Linked DNA regions of Homo sapiens: region 1 is linked to region 2. A link is a loop called in an ENCODE intact Hi-C map of the cell type or tissue named here. Cell type or tissue: sigmoid colon. All regions are shown on one strand. Each heading gives the region's core, and the rest is flanking DNA. Links, peaks and the distances in the headings are about the cores only. Region 1 has its middle 31 kb from the start of LINC01707. Region 2 has its middle 120 kb from the start of DEPDC1.

Region 1 (4,409 bases), core at 98-4,097, 410 kb after region 2:
AGAAACGTGCCCATGAATGCACTACTATTTATTGACAGAGCCATAAATCAAGCACAGGACTGTCTGTTTCTAAAATGCAGATTGTTTCCATTTTACAAAAGCAGTATCACATAGAAAATGCTTAGATAGAAATTTGATGACTCAAAAAAAGAAATGTCATGTAAAATTTTCCTGCATCAGAGGTGGTTGGACAAATTAGCATTTTGATACTGCCTATATCACAGATATTGCGAGTATTGTGATTCAAATATTCATTCAATATTGTGATTCAAATATTTATTCTGTTAATATGGTACATTATATTGTTATTTAAATTTAAAAATACCATAGCTTTCCTGGAATGCCACCCACATAGTTATAATGTAATACATCATTATCCTATATAAATACTAATGGATTTGGAACATAAATCTTAGATCTTGGCTTGGTTTTCCTATGAAGGTTATGCCTTCTACCACAGTTTTCTGAAAATGTTTGTGTACAAGTGAAAGTCTTTTCTAAACATTCGACAATGGAATCTTATTTGTGGAAATGTTTTTAATTACAAATGTATTTCTTTTATAAGATATAGGGATATTCACATGTTCTATTTTACAATGTGTTAGATTTTGGTAATTTGAGTCTTATTATTAATAGCAATTTGTCTATTTTATCTAAGTTACTGGAATTTTATGAGGATAAAATTGTTCGTAACATTTTATTAGTTTATAAATGTGGAGGATCTGTAGTAACAGCCTTCTATTTCTGACACTATTAATTTATGTTTTGTATTTTATCCCTTATTAGTTTGGCTAGCAGTTTTTAAAATGTTATTAGTTTTAGCATAAACTTTTGACTCAATAACTTTCTCTGCAATTTTCTATCAACATTTCTTTTTGCTCCTATTTTTATTATTTTCTTTCTTCTATCTACTTTGGATTTAATTTTCTCTCTTTTTCTTAAATTCTTACTGTAGAAGCTAGATTATTTTTCATGCCTTTCTTCTTTTTAATGTAAATAAAGATGTAAATTTCTCTAGCCAATAACTTAGCATCATCCCATAAATTTTTATTTGTATTACCATTCCGTTCCAAATTATTTTCTATTTCCCTTGTAATTGTTCTTTGATATGTGATTCATTTAAATTGGTATTGTTAGTAATATTTGGAGGTTTTCCAAATATAATTTTGTTATTAGTAACTAATTTAATTTCACTGTGGTTAGATCATATTTCAACCTTTTTCAATTTATTGCAACATGTTTTATGACCCAACATATGTTCCAATTGGGCCAGCATTCCATGTACATTTGAAAATAATATGTATTCTGCAGTTGTTGGGCGTGGTTTACTATAAATGTCAAAAAGATCAAGGTGATTGATAGTGTTGTTCCAATTAACTATATCCTTAGTGATTTTATTTCTATTGCTCTATCAATTATCAATAAAAGCTGTTAAAATCTCCAATCATGGCTGTGAATTTGTTTTTCTTTTTAGTGTTGCCAGTTTTTAGTCCATATATTCTGAGCCCCTGTTAATTAAGTGCACACGTATTTAGGATTGTTATATTTTCTTGCTCAATCCACTCTTTTGTCATCTTGAAATGCTCTCTCTTTATCTTTTCCGATAATCCTTGTCTGTAAGTCTATTGTGTCTGATATGAATCACTACCATCAACGCCATTTATTTTTTAAAAACTATCTATTATCTAATAGATTGCATTTGTATCTCTGTCAAAAATTAGTAGACCGTATTTATATGTGTCTTTTTTTGTACTCTCTCTTCTGTTTTATTGATCTGTCTGTTCTTTCTTTCACCAATACCACATTGTCTTGTTTACTGAGGATCAAAATTGGGTTACTGCTTCTTTTACATTTGTTGACCTTTTAAACGTTGTTTTGATTATTCTAGTTCCTTGGCTTTCCATATAAATTCTAGAATCAGCTTATTTACGTTTACAGAAACATTTCTGGGAGTTTAGTTTGCATTGCATTAAATCTATTAAACTTTTTTGGAAAAATTGACATCCTAACTACATAGAATATCTTAATCCATAAATAAACATACTTTTCTTCATTTATTTAGATTTTTTATTTATTTCATTAGTGTTGTATATTTTTCAGGAGAATCTGTGCATATTGATTATATTTATACCTAAATATTTTATCTTTCATACAGCTATTGTAGGTGGTATTGTTTTCTTAATTTCAGTTTCCAATTTTCTAACGTTGATTTGTAGAAATATGGCTAATTTTTGTTGGATGATTTTTTATGCATGATATGAACTTGTTAACTTCGCTTAATAGTTCTAGGAGCTTTTTCTGTGGATTGTGTAAGGTTTTCATCAGAGATAATCTTGCTAATTTAAAATAGGGGCAGTGTTTCTTTCTTTTCCATAATCTGCATGCCTTCAATTATTTTTCTTGTAATATCTTACTCTTTAGAATGTTTAGTATGATGTTGAATAGGCGGTAAGCATGGACATGCTTGCCTTGTCCCTAAGCTGAGGAAGAAATTATTCAGTTTTTCACCATAAAATATGATGTTTGTTGTAGACGTTTTTCAAATTTATTGTATCAGTGTTAACAATGGCTCCTTCTATTTTTAGTTTGCTGACAGTTATTATCATGAATTGATATTGAATTTTGTCAGTAGTATGTTCTACACCAATTGATAAGAATCTGTGATTTTTCTTGTTTAGTCTATAAAGATGGTAGATTATATTAATTTTCAAATGTTTAACCAGCCATCCATTCCCAGGATAAATCCTACTTTGTGGTGATATATTAGTCTTTTCATATATTGTTTCATTAGATTTACAATATTTATTGAGGATTTTTGTGATTACATTCATAATAAATATATATCTGTTGTTAACTGTCTTTCCTTGTGAGTTTTTCGACTGATTTTAGAATTTGTGTAATGTTGGAATAAAATGAGTTTTACCTCTACTTCTAATTTATAAAGAGATTGCATAGAATTTGTGTTACTATTTTATTCTTTAAAAGTTTGGACTATTCAGGTTATTTATTTCTTCTCAGGTAATTTTGATAATGTGTGACTTTAAGAAATGTATTATTTCATCTAAGTTGTTCAATTTATGTTCAAGGAGTTTTTAATAATATTCTCTTCCTTTTTTAATGTCTGCATGGTCTGTAGTGATATGCTTTCTTCCATTCCTGATATTAGTTATTTGTGCCCTCTCTATGAAATTGAATCTTACTGTATGTTTATTAGTTTTATTGATTTTTTTCCAAAGAACAAGTATGTTAGTCAAAGTTCTTCACAGAAATATAAATAACAGAAGATATTTGTTTATTTATTTATATGAATGAATTGGCCCACATGACTGTGAAGGCTTTGCAAGTTTAAAATCCACTGAGAAAGGTTGGCAGTTTGGAGACTCAGGAAAAAGTGGTGGTTTGAGTCCATAGACAGTCAGTTGAAAAGTGCTGCAAATGGAATCTGAAGGCAGTCTGCTAGAAAACTAGGAAGAGCTTATGTTTCAGATGAGGTCTTAAGAACTTTCAGCTGATTGGATAAGGCCCACCCAAATTATGACAGGCAATCTGATTTACTTAAAGTTTATCAATTTAAATGTAAGTTACATCTAAAAAAAACCTTCACAGAAACATCCAGAATAATGTTTGACCAAATATCTGGACAATATGGCTCAACCAAGTTGACACATAAAATTAACTAACTATCACAACAAAATTCGGTTTCATTGATTTCTCTATTTTTTCCCTGATTTCAACTTCATTGATTTTTTTAATCTTTTTCTTATTATTTTTCCTTCTGCTTGCTATGGGTTTATGCTACTTTTTTTCTGATTTTTTTAGATAAAAAATAATTATTCAAAGTCTTTCTTTTATATCAGTAATATTTAAAACTGTACATTTCCCTCTAAGAACTGTTTTAACTTCATCCCATAAATGTTGATGTATTATATTCTAATTTCCCTTCAATTAAAAATATATTCTTATTTCTTGAAAATTCCTTTGATCTTTGTTTAATTTCCAAGTATTTGAGAATTTTGTTCATGTATTTCTGCTATAGATCCCTAGTTCAATTATATTGTGGCCAAAAAAACAAACTGTGTAATTTCAATTCTTTACATTTATTGACATTTATTTTGTGACTCATGATGTTAAATCTACTGTGATAAATGTTCTATGTGCACTTGAAAGTAATGTGGATTCTGCTGTTGTTATGTGTAATGATCTATAAATATAAGATCTAACTGGTTGATGGTGTTTTTCCAATCATCTTTATCCATATGGATTTCATTATGTTTGCACTATTGTTAAACCTGCCACCTATAATTGTGATTTCGCTTATTTATCCTTTAAATTGTATCAATTTTGTTTCATGTATTTTAAATATCTGTTGTGAGGTGCCTATACACTTAGGGTTATTATATCTTCTTAAA
Region 2 (4,409 bases), core at 148-4,147:
TATTTTCGTGGCTCTATCCAATTCCTTCAGGTAGAAAAATACTCAATGATCTAAGACATAGCCCTGGCTTTTAATAAATACCATGTATTTGCCAGGTGCATATGATCTCTTTCTAAGAACCCTGTTGGAGTGGCTGAAGCTGGTAGTTGGTTTTGAATTTGGAGACTGATATTCTGTTGCCTCATTTCCATTGTTATTGGTGGCTGTGGGTAACAAGAAAGGGCTTTGTAAGCCTGAAAAGAGCTATGAAAACACAATGTATCATTACTTATTGTGATGGTGCTTTTCTCACTGATGGTGCAACAAGACAAAAACCTTTTTCCTCAAACCACATACACCTCCCCACAATAATCATACTTCAGACTCCAGATTTTTATTCACCTTTAATATTTTAGTCTGAGTAGCACCTCCTTCAGAGGCCTCTTTTGTCTTTTCTAAAAAATCTTTCCTCAGACTGGTAGCATTTTTTCATGCTATACTGCAGTTGTTTGCTTATGTTTCTCCTTCCATCAAGTTATGAACTCTGTAAGGGAAGGGACTGAATCATTCATCTCTTTATTTTCAATGCTTAACATAGAACTTATGTCATTATAGATATTATAAATTAATTTTACATTTGACAAAAAGACAATGTTTAAAAATAAATTAATACATGCCAACGGCAAAAAAGATAACTAGAAGAAGGAAGAAGGGACATATATTTTCTGATTTATCCAGTTTTGAGAACTTGTTCCTCATTTGATATTAACGCAAAGTCTTAAGGAAACCAGATAGTCTGTTCCTCCAGATCCTCAAGAGAACCAGCTGATGATTATGACCCATAAACAGACACAAAGGTTTCAAGTTCTAGTCAAGTCATGGGTTCTCAGTTCCCAGATGTTTAGATATGAAATTAACTATTAAAATCATTCGTATGCCCATGTCTTGCTAATTTGTAGCTGGCATTTTTATATATTTTTTGAGAGTGCTGTTACTGAGATTTGTCTTTTTTTGCTTGTTTCTTTCTTAGTATTGATAGTTCCATTCTACTGTGAGTTGTTATAGTTCAGCAGTTATCATTTTCCTTCATGTAGCTCCCCTCAGTGTGTAGCCCAGAGCAGGAGGACTTGCTGATTGACAAAGAAGGCATCACCTAAACCATATTTGTGAGAGTAAAGTTTATGACACCAGAAATAAGCATGCTGGTATTTAGATGTTAGACGTTTAAAATTATAATGAATTATAATTAAATTAATTAAAATAAAATAAACATATAATTAAAATTATAGCCTTCAAGTATGCATGTGTATACACACACACACACACACACATGCACACACACATAACACACACACAGTACCACACCTGGGCTTGTATGTCTGGGCAGTATATTTCCCCTTTTTTGCACATTTGAGAATAAAATTAATCAAGGAATTCAATAGCCATAATGATAGTAATAAAGCATTCTACAAGTAGAAGCAGCAGTCTCTAAGTGTTATAATCATGTAGTCATAGTCTATGGAAAATAGTTAATGCCTAAGTGACATCAATGATGAAGCTGCCTTCCTAGCTTAGGTGAGGCCTTAGTCCGTGTAAAAATGGAGAAAATGTCTGGATGCAGTGAAGTGTGGATACAGAACCAAACTAAAATTCAGTGAATCAGGCTGCTGACCTGGATCCTTCATCTTTAGGGATCTTTTGGTCTATAGAAGTCCAAGCAGAATGTCGAGGGCTTTACTGAAGCCTATATTGAGGATGTGAGCCAGTTAATACAAAATCAATCTAGAGGCTCCTTTACTTACAATAACACATTAACTTCTTCAACCATTACTAGGTCTTTGGAAAGAGTACATCCACATATGATTTTAAAAAGCTACATTCTAGATACATTAAAATGAAAAAAAGTGCTCATTAAAAAGTACTGGAACAGAACACAAGTAAATATTTATGGGATTTTAGGTTAAGAAAGGTTTCTCTAGGTGTAGCAACTCAAGGAGAAGCAATAAAAGAAAAGCACATTGGCAATGTATAAATTAAAACTTGTGAATGTTACAAAATAAAACAGAAAGCAAACAAAAGTATATTGAAAAAAGCAAATATAATAGAAAAATAGGTAAGAGGATAAGAGACTCTGTATAGCCAGAACTCCTTAAATGCATTCAATTTTATTAGAAAAAAAAAAGAACGTGTTAAGTCTTTAATTTTATGGAAACATGTAGGGTTCAGGAAGACAATGTGGCAAGATAGGAAGGTCAGAAAAAGACACAGAATATCTACTTTCTTGTGGCCACAAAACATTGTTTGTGGCATTGAGCCTAGAACAGAGTTGACATTTGCACAAATGAAGTGGGGGCATAGCTGGGACTGAGCAGTGTCTGGCTCTCCCTTAGTTGCCTCACGAATGGGGTTAGGGATGCTGTGCCTGAACTTGTTGAGGGCATTATTCACGTAGGTCTGTAAGAAGGGAGACCTCTAAGGAATGTACAATGCACAGCTCTATAAGACAATCCCGAGAGAGGCCCCTTTCTCATACAGTGCTATTAGAATTTAAAAAGGCTATGTTAATGAAGTGAATAATAAACAGAGGCAGCTGTTAGACTTTGGGGGAAAAATCTGGAAAGGGTTTTGGAAGAGCCTTGTGTATGCAGTACGAAGCATGTTATAATAAGAAAATTGTTTTGGATTGCAGAGAAAAAAGATTGGTTTGAAGCCGGGCATAGTGGCTCACACCTGTAATCTCAGCACTTTGGGAGGCTGAGGCGGGCGGGTCACCTGAGGTCAGGGGTTTGAGACTGGCCTGGCCAACATGCTGAAACACCGTCTCTACTTAAAAACAATACAAAAATTAGCCGGCCTGGTGGCACATGCCTGTAATCCCAGCTACTTGGGACACTGAGGCAGGATAATCACTTGAGCCTAGGAGGCGGAGGTTGCAGTGAGCTGAGATCACGCCACTGCACTCTAGCCTGGGCGACAGAGCGAGATTGTATCTCCAAAAAAAAAAAAAAAAAGATTGGTTTGAATTTGCGCTCAGCAACTTTTTGGTATTTCAGACCTATAGCAACTCCTTCCGATTCTTGTAATAAACGCAGATCCCCTAAATATTTGTGGTTCTGTGCAGACTCACCTGCTTTGCCTGACTCCACCCTTCATGTAATGAAATCCTGATGGGAAGAAAGTTCATACAAACTAGACTACATGACAAGAACAACTACCTCTATTTCTGTCTCTCTCTCTATCTCTAGCATGCCTAATCTGTATCTATATCAAAGAAAGTACTGAGAATTTCAGGAGTAAATTGGCTAAAGGTGTGCTTACATGAAGGGGTTTAGAGGCTAGCTGTACTTTTTTTTGGTGTCTCCATCTCTGTCTTCTTCTTTTTTGTGTGTGTGGGCCTCATTGGCTCTTAATGCAGCTGGGTTTCTCTATGCAGCTGAGAAAGATGATTACCAACAGTTGTGGTGCTCATCATTTTACCCCTCACGAATTCTGGGGAAGTAGAAGGCCATGCCCTGCCCCATACCATCTCCCAGAATCCAAAAGTTAAATCTCAGGGAAATGCTCTGATTGGTGTTCACTGGGGCAAAGGCCCACCCCCTGGAGTAATTACTGCCGTTAGGAGGATAGGATCTCACTGGGTTACATGCTCATTCCTGCAACTGGAGTGGGCAAAGGCAACTTGAGTGTCAGTCCCATCAAAACCATGTAGGAAAGGAGAGAGGCAGTTCCTCCTTAAAAAGGGAGATACAGGCAGGCAAATAGGGCAGATGGCTGCTACAAGGGTACAGAATCGTATGCATTACAACGTAATGTATAAATGAAAAAAATGTACAATCCAACAGGTAATCAAAAAAACACAAAATAAAGAAGACAATGTTTTTCACTCATCAGATTGAGAAATAATAGATAAATGATAACATTATGTGATGGAGGGAATTAGAAACTCTTTGACTTTCTGTTTTGTAAGATTTTTCTTGAGAAAATAATCATGTTATAAAATAATATTTAATATAATAAAAATTTTAATTGTTATGTGAAATCAGGACATACACTGTACAATAAGTCTAAGTCTTTATAACTTTTTTAGTAAAAAAAGTATGTGTATGTATATGTATATATAGTCGCTGAATATCTATATTCAGTGTTTGTAGAATTATGTCTCTTAGTGGTGGGGTTATACGTGGTTTTAATTTTCTCCATGCTTTTTATACATTCCCCAATTATCTTCAGTGCATGTTTATAATTGTGTTTATTTTTAATTTCAAGATGTTAAAAATATAGTACGCTACAGAGAATAATATAGCAAATACTCATGTACTGACAACTTAAATTTGCAATTACCATGTTGTTATATTTGTTTTAAGTCTTTTTTTAAGAAAAAGAAATAGTCCCTTTTATCCACCACCCTCAGCACTATTCTCTTTACTTCT

The links. Hi-C counts contacts between places; a loop is a spot of excess contacts. Peaks named below come from ENCODE experiments on the same cell type or tissue, not always from the same donor. Only the 100,000 strongest peaks of a DNase experiment are listed, where the experiment ranks them.
Region 1: a loop joins it to region 2, with 3 times the contacts of the local background. A loop is called at or near these places in 3 of 110 quality-filtered maps.

The regions. Positions count from the first base shown.
Region 1 is chr1:69,023,179-69,027,587 of GRCh38, forward strand. No RefSeq gene overlaps it. Among named protein-coding and RNA genes, the nearest start is that of LINC01707, 31 kb to the right of the region's middle. In sigmoid colon, for the core only: no CTCF peak of the experiment used is centred there; no DNase peak of the experiment used is centred there.
Region 2 is chr1:68,613,064-68,617,472 of GRCh38, forward strand. No RefSeq gene overlaps it. Among named protein-coding and RNA genes, the nearest start is that of DEPDC1, 120 kb to the left of the region's middle. In sigmoid colon, for the core only: no CTCF peak of the experiment used is centred there; no DNase peak of the experiment used is centred there.